Linked DNA regions of Homo sapiens: region 1 is linked to region 2. Evidence: chromatin contacts called from ENCODE Hi-C or POLR2A ChIA-PET data. All regions are on one chromosome and are shown on one strand. The core of a region is the stretch at or near the end of the contact, and the rest is flanking DNA. Distances in the headings are between cores, read along the strand shown. Region 1 holds the start of CXXC1 (CXXC finger protein 1). Region 2 overlaps SMAD7 (SMAD family member 7).

What was found. A loop is a pair of places that touch in the nucleus more often than their neighbours do. ChIA-PET counts read pairs that join two places held with the same protein, here RNA polymerase II (POLR2A). Pooled maps may share reads with other maps.
Region 1: a loop to region 2 is called in a map with no recorded cell type, with 6 times the contacts of the local background. The contact joins the promoter of CXXC1 here to the enhancer-like site in region 2. A Hi-C loop is called at or near these places in 2 of 37 single-sample maps with no recorded cell type and 3 of 50 pooled maps. POLR2A ChIA-PET finds 5 or more read pairs at or near these places in 1 of 52 experiments (activated CD4-positive, alpha-beta T cell).

Annotation. Positions count from the first base shown.
Region 1 is chr18:50,283,624-50,289,211 of GRCh38, forward strand. It overlaps CXXC1 (CXXC finger protein 1), which reads right to left and starts at 4,069. Exons shown (of 15, transcript NM_014593.4): 1 at 3,964-4,069; 2 at 3,117-3,235; 3 at 2,916-3,016; 4 at 2,399-2,634; 5 at 2,126-2,305; 6 at 1,702-1,728; 7 at 1,379-1,624; 8 at 1,109-1,216; 9 at 755-939; 10 at 271-478; 11 at 82-192. The coding sequence starts at 3,966. RefSeq lists enhancers at 2,813-2,862, 3,683-3,802, 3,923-4,012, 4,123-4,492.
Region 2 is chr18:48,925,597-48,931,378 of GRCh38, forward strand. The region is part of intron 3 of SMAD7 (SMAD family member 7); the gene reads right to left. Among named protein-coding and RNA genes, the nearest start is that of SMAD7, 22 kb to the right of the region's middle. RefSeq lists enhancers at 439-1,400, 3,640-3,809. Within about 2 kb of position 3,340, at least 31 of the 41 ENCODE cell types and tissues checked have a DNase peak (open chromatin) inside an H3K27ac peak, as active enhancers do.

The DNA.
Region 1 (5,588 bases), core at 2,819-5,318, 1.4 Mb after region 2:
CACCACCCAGACAACAAATCTGTCCCCCACTGGCCCACTGATGTTCCCACATGGTCCGCCCCCTCAGTCTGACACCCCAACCTTGGCGTAGCAGCGCTCCATGTGGCGCAAGGCAACACGTGGGTTGATGGGGTGCCCACAGGAAACACAGAAGATCTGCAGGTCTGTGTCATCACTGTCACCCTCGTTGCTCTGCATGGAATGGAAGGAACAATAAGGCTGGGAAGGACAAAGTACAGGCCCTGCTCTGCTGCGCCCCTGCTTGCTCACCTCCTCATCCTCGCGCACAGCCTGCTGCTTGGCACGTAGAATGATGGCCTCAAGCTCATGGAATCGGCGTTCCATTTCCTGAAGGCGAGTGCGGGCACTCTGCTGCTCTCGGCGAATGCGTTCGAGCAGCTTCTTGCCGTGCTCTTCAGCAATGCAAGGGCTCTGCTGCCACTGCTGGATGCGCTGGGGGAGGATCTCGTAGATGCGGCTGCAGGGAAGGTAGCAAGCAACAGAATGAGTGAGGTGATCAGTAAGTGAGAATGGCAAAATAGACGCAAATGGCAAAAGGAGAAGTAAATAGGTGACTGGCGGAATGGTGGCTGGATGGACACACGGGCAGGTGGGTGGGTAGGTGGATGGGTGAGTGGGTAGTGGCTGTTTGGTGACTGGTGGATAGCTGATTGACTGGTAGACATACAGAAGGCTGTGGTCAGGCCCTACCATGCACTTCCTGACTCCCTTGAACCTCTCAGGAATGACTCACTTGGCTGCCAGCTTCATGCCACAGTCATCTGAGCAATACTTGGAGCTGGGCTGGGCGGGGCGCACACAGCCGGGCCCCAGGCACTGGGGCAGTGACGCAGGGTCCTTGGCATCAGCCCTCTCTGGGTGTTTCCATTTATCCTTGTGCTTCTGCTTCTGCCGATGCCGCTTGTATCGCTCCTCCTTCTGTTGAGCAAGACAAGTCAGGTCAGGGTGGAGTCAAAGTCAGCCCCAGACCCCAGACCCTTGCTCCATTCTAGCCCTTTCTGGCTCTTGCCCCATTCAGCCTCTGACCTCTGCCTCTCCCTCAACCCCACCCTCTGCCTTTCCACATCCACTTTACCCTCTCCATCACCTTCTTCTCAGACTTCTTCTCCCGACGCTTCACATGCTTCACTTTCACTGCCCTCTTCCGCAGCGCGGGGTCCAGGAATGGGGACTCTTCTGTGTCGCTCATCCAGGGCTGCAAGCAGGGCATGCACTGACCCACCTGCCCCGCTCGTGACAACCCCACCACCTACTCATGTCCCATATCAGCCTTCCATACCCTCTGTCTCCTCATTAGGGATACTCTCTGCTTCTGTAACCTCCACCCTTCCACCAGTGGATGCTCCTGTCTGCTCACCAGGCCATGGTCATCAAAGGCCCCTGCACAGAAGTCCTGATACAGGTCAGGATCCAGAGGTAGGTCCTCATCTGAGAGTGGCTCAGGTGTGGCTGTAGCCTCAGGAGGCTCCTTGACTGTTGATGACGCCACTGCCCCCTCATCTTCACGGATGCGCCCTAACTTCTGTGATGGCTGTGGCTGCTGTTGGGTGGGCAGTGGCCGGCGGGGCCTTGGCAGGGACTCTGAGGGCGTCACTGGTGAGAGCTGCAGGGCAGAATCTCAGGACTGGCCCTGACCGCCCTGCCCGCATGCCCCACCCCACCCTGGGGGGCTGGACTCACCGAGGAAGGGAAGTACTTGTACGATTCCTGTGCCGGCAGGAGGAAGGCCCAGGTCAGCCCCAGGTGGATGGAGGGCGGCCTTGCCCTAGCCCTACCCACCTGGCCTGGCCTTACCTCCCCAGACACACCTCCCCGCTACCCCTCATTGCCAGGAATGCTCAGCCCTGCCTGATCTGTACCAACATGCATGACCACCTGAAAACACCTGGCCCCACTCTGTCTACCCAGGGTTGGTGGGGGTGTTCTGCCAGCCCAGCATACCAGGTCATGCCCCATTCATCTGGACATGACAGGCCCCTTCCCACCTGTCAGGATACAGTCAGGCCCAATCCCACCTGGTTTATCCATGCCTAGACTTAACTAACCATGCATGGACCCACCAGCTCTCCCACACCTGACCCTACCCAGCTCTGTCCATGCTCACCCGGGCCCGCAGCTGGCACTGGCGCAGCCGGCACTTCTGCCGGATCTTGTTGGGGCCCCCGAACTTCTTCATGTCCCGACAGAAATCACAGTGACCACAGTCCTCAGTGCGCCGACATGCCTCACACTCACCACACATGCGGGCTGACCGTTTGATCTGCTGCTGCTGCTGCTGGTGATGCTGCAGGAGGGGGCCCAGAACAGAAATCATGGACCCAGGCAGGGCTGAAACGGAACCACTTTACACATCCATTCACTTTATGCAGCCACTCACCTGGCTGGGTGTGGCCACCAAGGGCTGCGGAGAGGATTTGTGGGGCGAAGCAGAGCCCCGAGCAAGCATGGCCCCAACCCCTGTCCCTGACCCTGCCCGGCGCTGCAGGTCTGGATCAGGGACAGGCCTCTTGCGCCCTCCACCCTCATCCCGGGGCTCACTGCTGTCCCGCTCATTGCCATCCCGCTCCCGTGACTTCTTGTGCCGATAGCGAATCTCTAGCTTGGGGTCTTTCTCTGTGGGGCAGAGAGTAGGGCCAAAGTGAGTGAGCACTGGATGGCTTGAATGGTCCCAAAACCTCTTTCTTCCTCTTCGCTCCCTTACTGACCCACCCACCTACTCTGCACCCCTGTCCAGGGCAGAGCTGCCTCTTCCCGTGGGATCTTCTATTACTCACAATGGAGCCCCATTCCAGCTCACCACAGACGTGTATCACTAATCCCCATAACCCCCCCTTGTGGCTCCTCCTCCTCCCTTGAAGCCCCACCTGCCTTCCCTGTCCATCCATGGCCCTCACCTCTGCACTCCCGACAGTACCACTCCCGGATGGCCTTGGCCATCTTCTCAGTGATCCGGATGCAGTCCCCATGGAACCACTCATTGCAGTTGTCACACCCGCTGCAGAGGATGGGGCAGGCGATGGAGATGTGAGGGGCGCGGCCCATCGGCCTCACCCCACCCTGCCAGTGTCAGCCCCGCCCATCTCTCCCGCGCTCACATCATGAAGCAGTTGATGTCCGGTTTGCGGCAGATGCAGTAGATGGGCGCATTCTCCCCATTCTCGGACTTGCTGTCCTCCCCGGCATCTGGAGGCTCTGGGTCTGAACCATCTCCCTCCTGCAGGACACCCCCATTACGGATCCTTAAGCAGCCCCCACCGTGGCGGCTCATCCCCCCATTACAACTCCACCGTGGTCAGCAGGGATCCCCACTCTGCCTGCAGATTTCACATCGGGGCCCCCAAAAAACCTCTCCATCACAGTCCCCACTGACCCCCATCCCTTCCTCTGACATCCTATTACTCTGCTCCATACTTCCCATCACGCACCCACCGACACCCGCTCCCTGCGTCCACACTCGCTAATGGGTCATGGCGACCCTCCATCGTGGCGCCTCACAGACCCCGCGTAACTCACTGCGGACTTCCCATCGCGGTTCTCCACGCACCCCTCCCTGTTTATCTCATAGACCCACCTGGCACCCGCACCCACCCCCAGTCGCGGCTGTCCACGGATACCCGGACACGGACTCCTCGTCACGGCTCACTACAGACCACTCAATGTGACTCCTTACAACCCGCTTATCCCTCTGCCCTAAGAACCCCCGATCATGGTTTCCCACGGAACTGCCACACGGAGTCCCCACTAAACTTCTATTAAGGAGCCCCCCACCGTGGCTCACCATAGAACTCCCAGATGGTTCATCATTCTGCCCATAGACTCCCGCCGTTCAGTCCACAGACTCCGGTTATGGCTCACCACAGACCCCTGAGTCGGCCGACAGACCCCACTGTTGCCAACCGACCGACCTCCACCGCCGAACCCCTCCCTGGACCCGCTACTTACCATATCTCCGCTCCCGGCGCACTCCCTCACGACCCCCGCCAGCGACCCGCGAACCTGCACAGACCACTCGGCGGCGTCCCAGGCGGTTGCAAAGGCGCCCACAACTACTTCCGCTTCTAGTCACGCCTCCCAGGCAGCGTACTCCTATTGCGCAGGCCCCATGCGTCGTCTCCGCTGCAAACCAGTAGGTGGCCGGCCTAGAGCCCCCAAGACCCCTCAGGCGCCGCCATCTTGCTTATCGTATCCGTATGGTGGCCGAATCCATATGTTCGCCGGGAACATGGCCGCGCTCTAATGTGGCTTTCCCGAGGGCGCCGCCACCTTGTCAGTAGAGTCCGTACGGCGGCTGCTTGTACGGCCTCGACGTACAGGCAACATGGCTGCACCTACTGCGTGACTTCCTCATAGATGCCGTCATCTTGGAATCCGATTCCGTACGTGGGTCGAATTCCGTACGTTCCTAGGCGACATATGACGGCGACCTAATTGCGGATTCTTCACGGGCGCCGCCATCTTGGTGGTTGATTCCGTACATTGCCCGTTTGTCAGGCAGAGAGGTTCACAGGTAAAGTGACCGCTTCCGAAGCACGACCTGGATCAAGTTGTATTCATTCCTCCATTCAGTCTCTTTCCCCTTCCACATGTATTAATGGGGCGTCGGCAGGCTGTGTGCCTTGCGGGGCGGAGGAAACCAGTTCCTCTGTCGTCTCCGACTTCACCTGCCACCACTCTTTCCGGCTTTTACTCCTCCCACTTGTCATTCTTCTGCCAGGCCTGGCACGGTTCGGCTTCTATTTATTTTATTTTTATTTAAAAACAATTCTTAAACTAATATCAAATCTTATTTTAGTTCTATAAGCTGCACAATAAGCCTAAACACAGTTTACTTATCCATTTCTTTATTGTTTAGCATTTAGAACATTTTCAAATATTATTCTAAATAAAGTTGCAACGAACATTCTTAAACATAGATCTGTATGCTCATCCCTGATTATTTCTTGTGAAATGTGATATACAAATTTACAAATATACAAATGTGATATACCAGGTGTAACTCTGGTTAACAGCTGTAAGATGGAGCCTGGAAGCCAGGCTTTATTTATTTATTTATTTATTTATTTATTTATTTTATTTATTATTTATTATGTATTTATTTATTTATTTTTATTTATTTACTTATTTTTTGAGACGGAGTTTCACTCTTGTTGCCCAGGCTGGAGTGCAATGGCGCGATCTCAGCTCACTGCAACCTCCGCCTCCCGGGTTCAAGCGATTATCCTGCCTCAGCCTTCCGAGTAGCTGGGATTACAAGCATGCACCACCATGCCCGTCTGATTTTTTTTGTATGTTTAGTAGAGATGGGGTTTCACCGTGTTGGCCAGGATGGTCTGGATCTCCCGACCTCAGGTGATCCGCCCGCCTCGGCCTCCCAAAGTGCCGGGATTACAGGCGTGAACCACCGCGTGCCTGGCCCGCCTGGAAGCCATTCTATGGACTCCCTGCAAACTTGCAAAAAGGAAAACAAACAAAACAAAATTAAAACACAACAGGAACTTGCCTCGAACCTTTGAATTGGTCCAAACTGCAATGACCACACAGTCCTGGAAACCAGCTATATTTCACTA
Region 2 (5,782 bases), core at 2,090-4,589:
ATTACCCTGCTCATGAATGAACAGACCAGACCCTTCCAGGAGACCAGAGGCTCGTGAATGAACCTCACACCCCAGGTCTCAATGGCACAGGGTGACCAGGCCTCAAGGCCACATTTTAGGTTAAGCAAGGAATTTTCCCCTTCTTAAATGTTTTTCTTTTTTTTTTTTGAGATGGAGTCTCGCTCTGTCGCCCAGGCTGGAGTGCAGTGGCACAATCTCGGCTCACTGCAAGCTCCGCCTCCCGGGTTCACGCCATTCTCCTGCCTCAGCCTCCCGAGTAGCTGGGACTACAGGCACCCGCCACCACGCCTGGCTAATTTTTTGTATTTTTAGTAGAGACAGGGTTTCACCGTGTTAGCCAGGATGGTCTCGATCTCCTGACCTCGTGATCCGCCAGCCTCAGCCTCCCAAAGTGCTGGGATTATAGGCGTGAGCCGCCGCACCCAGACCCCTTCTTAAATTTTTAATTTGAAGGCGTCAGGAGATGAGAAAGAAGAAAAATGGGAGGAGGGGGGAAAGGCCTTGCTCAGTGCCTCAACAATACCATTCTCCACCTGAAGGCAGAGGGCAGAGAGGCAGAGCAGCTCCAAGAACAGCCATGGGGTTATGAGAACACGGGCACGCGTGGAAGAGAAGCTATCTGGGCCTGACTGGGCCCAGACACACAAAGAACGTACTTGTGGGGAGGGGGTCCCCCAAGATTCCATTTAGGAACAAGGGCAAGCTTGGGGAAAAAAGCCAGTAAAGACATGAGCTCCATCAGCTGATGACCCACGGTTAAATGTGCCCAATTGCTAGGGTACCGGGAGCTGGGGTCAAAGGCGAGTGAGGACGGGTCTCCACCGGCTCTCATCTCTGTGAGGCACTTGGATAATGAAGTGATATTCCTCTGCCAAAGTCCAACAGGGCCACGGGCCTATCAGCCCCCTCCTCCATGGTCCAGCAGAGCAGAAGGCTGAGGACGGAGAAGTTGGGGAGGAAGGGCGCCTGGGCAGGCACGGCCGCCTCCTGCAGGCTCCCTGTGCCAATCAGGGGCAAATGAAGGGCAGAAATGTGGACACAGACAGCTTGCACCTGGCAACCTGGGAGCGCAAACATCACCACGCCTCGCTAACGCCAGGTCCAGGGTCCTCCCTCCTCAGGACCCAGGCGCCACCAACGGTTGCCTCATCCTGTCTCTCCCTCCACAACGGACATCTCAAAGGTTAACAGCACCCATCCCCTGCTCCCAACCCTGTCAGGAAATTGGCTGTTCTGATATCAACAAGCCCTCTTCAGGGACAAGCCTAAGATAAAAGGGGACTCCAGTGCCAATCCATCCCATCTATTCTCACGCCAAACCATCATAATTCACAAGGACCCTTGCTGGTCTCTTGTTTTCAATAGGCGAATCCCTCCCCCAAATAGAGACGCGTAAAACTTGCTGAGATATCTGGGCTAACTTTAAGGGGCTGTCTCTAATCCACCATGCTCACAGCCTCATCCAAAAGAGGAAATAGGACCCCAGAGCTCCCTCAGACTCCTCAGGAAACACAGACAATGCTGGGGTTTAGAGTGAGTTCCTCATGGAGGAAACAAACCAAAATGTTTCAGGTAAACTGCGAGTTAATCAGAAAACACTGGGGCCCAACCCATCTCCACCACCCCATGCTCTCTCCCCAAACAGATCAGACGATGAATCCTGGCTGGTGGAAGGCTGACCTGAGAACACTGGATTTTTTTTTTTTCATGCTTTGCAGCATCTCCAGTGAAGTGAGATGGCTGGACTTGGGGGTGGGCAGGGGGTGCCACAGGGTCTCCTTCAAAGGCCAGGCTGCTCTCTGGTTCCCGGGCCCAGCAGGCTTCGTTTCCACCCCTTAGCGCATTCTAGCCATGGCAGAACCCCCGCCCCTGTGCCAACCCCAGAGGTGAGCCGACCAGCTACAAAGCCAGATATGCATTTCACACCAACCTCGCATGCAGCCTCCCGGTAAGTTCAGCTCATCCCTAAAACAGGGTTCCCCCAAGGCCAGCCTCATAAGGTTGCTGTACCAATTTGATGCAAAAGTGATTGGGGCCAGCTTGTGGAGAGTGCTGCACACACGTTGGTCTCATCTCTGAGGCTCCTGGGTTCTCCAGCCGCTCAGAAAATGCCCACCAGTCTTCCTGATTGTCTCCACATCCCCACACCCCATGGTAGAACAGTTCTGGGCCAATGCCTACACTTAATAAGCATTTACTTTGCATAGGCTGTGTTCTCTAAGTGGCTCATGACAACCCTCTGAGGCTGCATACTATCACCAGCCTATCTTAAAAAAAGGGAGTAGTAGGGGTGAGGCACAAGTCACTGGCCGAAGTGCAGAGCTGCAATTCAAGCCCAGAATATTGCCTGGTGTGAGCTGTGGACACAGGCCTCTAAAGCCACCAAGCCCACTGTTCCTCTCCAAAGTGTCCTTCAGAACACACTTTGGAAATGCTGCACCAGCTTTTAGAGCTGCGCATGGGGTGCAACTCCCCTGCAGCAAGAAGTGGGGGGTGATACGGCTTTTTTGCCAGCAAGCTGCTCTGTGACCTTGGCCAAGTGGCTTGCCCTCTCAGGGTCTCAGTTTGACCTGTCCATAAATAATGTAAAGGGGACAAGGGAAGATGGCCCCATGGGCCCCCTTCTGCCTTCATGGTCTCTGGCTGGACTCTGATTCTCAGTATTAAACAACACTGGTTCCATTTATTTTTACTACCTTCCAGAGAGTAAGAAAACCACTTTGAGGAGCAGGGTACATTTTTGCATTTAATTTGCAACAATAAAACAAAATAAAATCAAAAGGGAAAGGAGGTTTGAGTCAGGTTTTGCTGTGTCCATCTCTAAACCAACTTTTTTTTTTCTTTAATTTCAGAGTCAGAAATGACTTTTTACTCTGTCTTACTATTCATCACCCTCAAGAGACGGTGAGCCCCCAAGAGAGGATCTCTTTTATCACTGTCATCCGTCCACTGTCTGCCCAGGCTTGGTTCCCTGAAGTTTCTCCTCCCATCACCGCCCTCCTTGCCACCTCTCCCAAGCCTACATATTTCGCAGATCCTGCTGGTCTAGAACACTAATTAGTGACTGTGTCCTTACAAATTATGTTAAATAATCAATTCCTAGAACTAAAATGTACTCCCTGGCTCCCCAAACTGGTCCCACACCACCTCCCAAAACCCCCCAAGCATCTGAGTCTGAAGCCCCCAACCTGGGGATGAATGCTCCTAAGAGCATTTATCTCGCCATGGAGAATGTAATTGAGGGTGGCACGGGGCAGGGGAGGAAAGCCACACAAATCAAAAGCTCTTGTCTGTCTCGCCAGTCAGGCTGACGCGGCTTCCTGTGCCCCAGCATTCAGCCATGCAAATTACAGCGTGTACCCAGCTGCCTGCAGCCACTGCTGTCTGAGGAGGCCCACTCTGCCCAGGCTCCTCTGAGAGAGGCCTCAGAGGAAGGGTGGGGACTCCCGACCCAGCCAACTCCATTCATAATATTGACAGTAAAGGGCCTCTCTGGCTGCTGTTTAGTGTGCATGCAGTCGAATCATTTCTCGAGTTCAAATTTCCAGATACTTCCCCTCCATGGTACACCAACCAGGTTCCCACTGTTACCCCCCAAGTAACTCAGAGCAGCTCTCTTCAGAAAGGGGGTTCACATATTAGCAGGCACAGAAGCCCTCAGCCCTGCATGGCATTGTCTGCTCAGCTGCCTTCCCTCTGGGCATGACCCTGGCACCCCCAGGAAGACACAAGGGCTGGGACAAGCATGGAACAGAAAGTCTGTCGTGTCCAAGAGAAACTACCAAGTCAAGTCTCTTACCTCACCCACCTACCCACCTGCCACCCTGAGAGTGTAGGAGATTCCCCAAATTCCCTATCTGGATTCCCAACTGGGCAGCTGGCACTGAATGCTGATTCATTCTCTCTCTCTCTCTCTCAATCTCTTTCTCTCTTTCTCTCTCTCTCTCTCTCTCACTCACACACACACACACACACACACACGTTAAAGCATCATGAAAATCTTAATACAAACCACTGCATCATTAAGCCAATTTTCCAAAAGGACAAAACCCCTAGAAGGACAGGACAGTTTTTCCCTGGTTTTGCAGGTGGTGGGGGGGCTCTGTGTGTGCAAGAAACCAAGCTACTTTTGCTGTGGGCCTCGTTTTAATAAAGCCCCAGGCTACCAGGACCCCTAGTCCTTGGAAGGCATCACAGGACCCAAAGGCAGACCCTTCTCCCACCCTATCCCCCACAGATCCAACTCCACTCCAGTTTCTAGAGGGTAGGAAAACTGTCCGAAGACATGGAAAAATACAGTGAGAAACAAAAGTCCTTTTCATTCCTCCCCTCCCCCGGCTCCCCTTGTTCCATAACAATTATGAAAACTGTTGGATGGGATGGCATTTTGAACATTTACTGCATTCCGGCCAATAAATTCCAATGCAGGATCCGATGGAAAAGCTCCTTCTTCTCCTGCGAGCTCCCTCCCTGGCCCCCCTCCCCGTGCACTCCCAGCCCTCATTCCATCTCTCACTTTACAACCCAATACCAGGGCCTGGCCAGGCCAGGGCCGCACTGTACTTAGAGGGAAAAACAACAGTACGACAGCCTGGAGACAGCGTGCAGACTGGAAAAGTTAATCATTACTTCTGTCTGCCTCCGTAATCTAATCTCTCCCGCTTGGACACACTCACTGTTCAGCCATCCCAGCCCTTTCACCCCTAAAGCACCCAGGACCTCCCAGACCCAAGCCCCCACTCCCTCTGGCGGGTCCTCCCACTCCTAACCTCCAGTTAGGAGGTCAAGGGAATAAAAGAAGAATGAAAGGGTCCCCCACCCAGAAGCTGCTGTCACAAGGCCCTGGAGTCCAACATACACGGCCAGCTGCTCTGTGCTGGGTGCCCCACCTTTCAGAGCCTCCAGGCCTCCCATAAACATGGGCTCCCATAAATGTGAGCTCCAATCTGGCTGGTGACTGCAGCAGCCCAGCACTGCCCCTCCCCCACCGCGCAGGGACAGACTGTCCCCTCCCCGCTTTCTCACTCCCTCTGCCCCAGGATTCGCCCTCAAGCCCACCCCGGTGGGTAGGGCTCCCCCACCGCATGCGATCGGTGTGTGCCGACACATGAGGCACAAGTCAAGGAGGCCCTACCGTTGGCGATGCCTTAAAAAATTAAACACAGAATGACAGTGTAATTTAGCAATTCCACCTCTGGGTATATACCCAGAAGAACTGAAAGCGGCGACTCCAGTGGTATTTGCACATCCATGTTCACAGCAGCATTATTCACAATAGCCAAAAGGTAGAAGCAAGCCAAGTGTCCATCAAGCAATAAATCAACCAGACATGGAATATTCATACAATAAAATATTATTCAGCCTTAAAAAAGAAGGAAATTCTGACATACGCTAGAGTATGGATGAACCCTGAGGGCATTATGTTAAGTGAAATAAGCCGATCACAAAAGGACAAACACTGTCTGATTCCACTATTCTATGAAGTACCTAGAGGAGGAGGCAAATTCATAGACAGAAAGAATGGTGGGTGCCAAGTGCTGGGGGAGGGGAGAAGGGAAGTTAGTGTTTCATGGGAACAAAGTTTCAGCTAGGGAAGATGAAAAAGTTCTGGATGTGGACGGTGGGGATAATAGCACAATATGAATGTACTTAATGCCACAGAACTATACACTTAAAAATTGTTAATATGGTATATTTTATGTATATTTTACCACAATAAAAGAAAAAGGCCTCAGCTCTCTTAAGGCTCTCCTTTGCACCC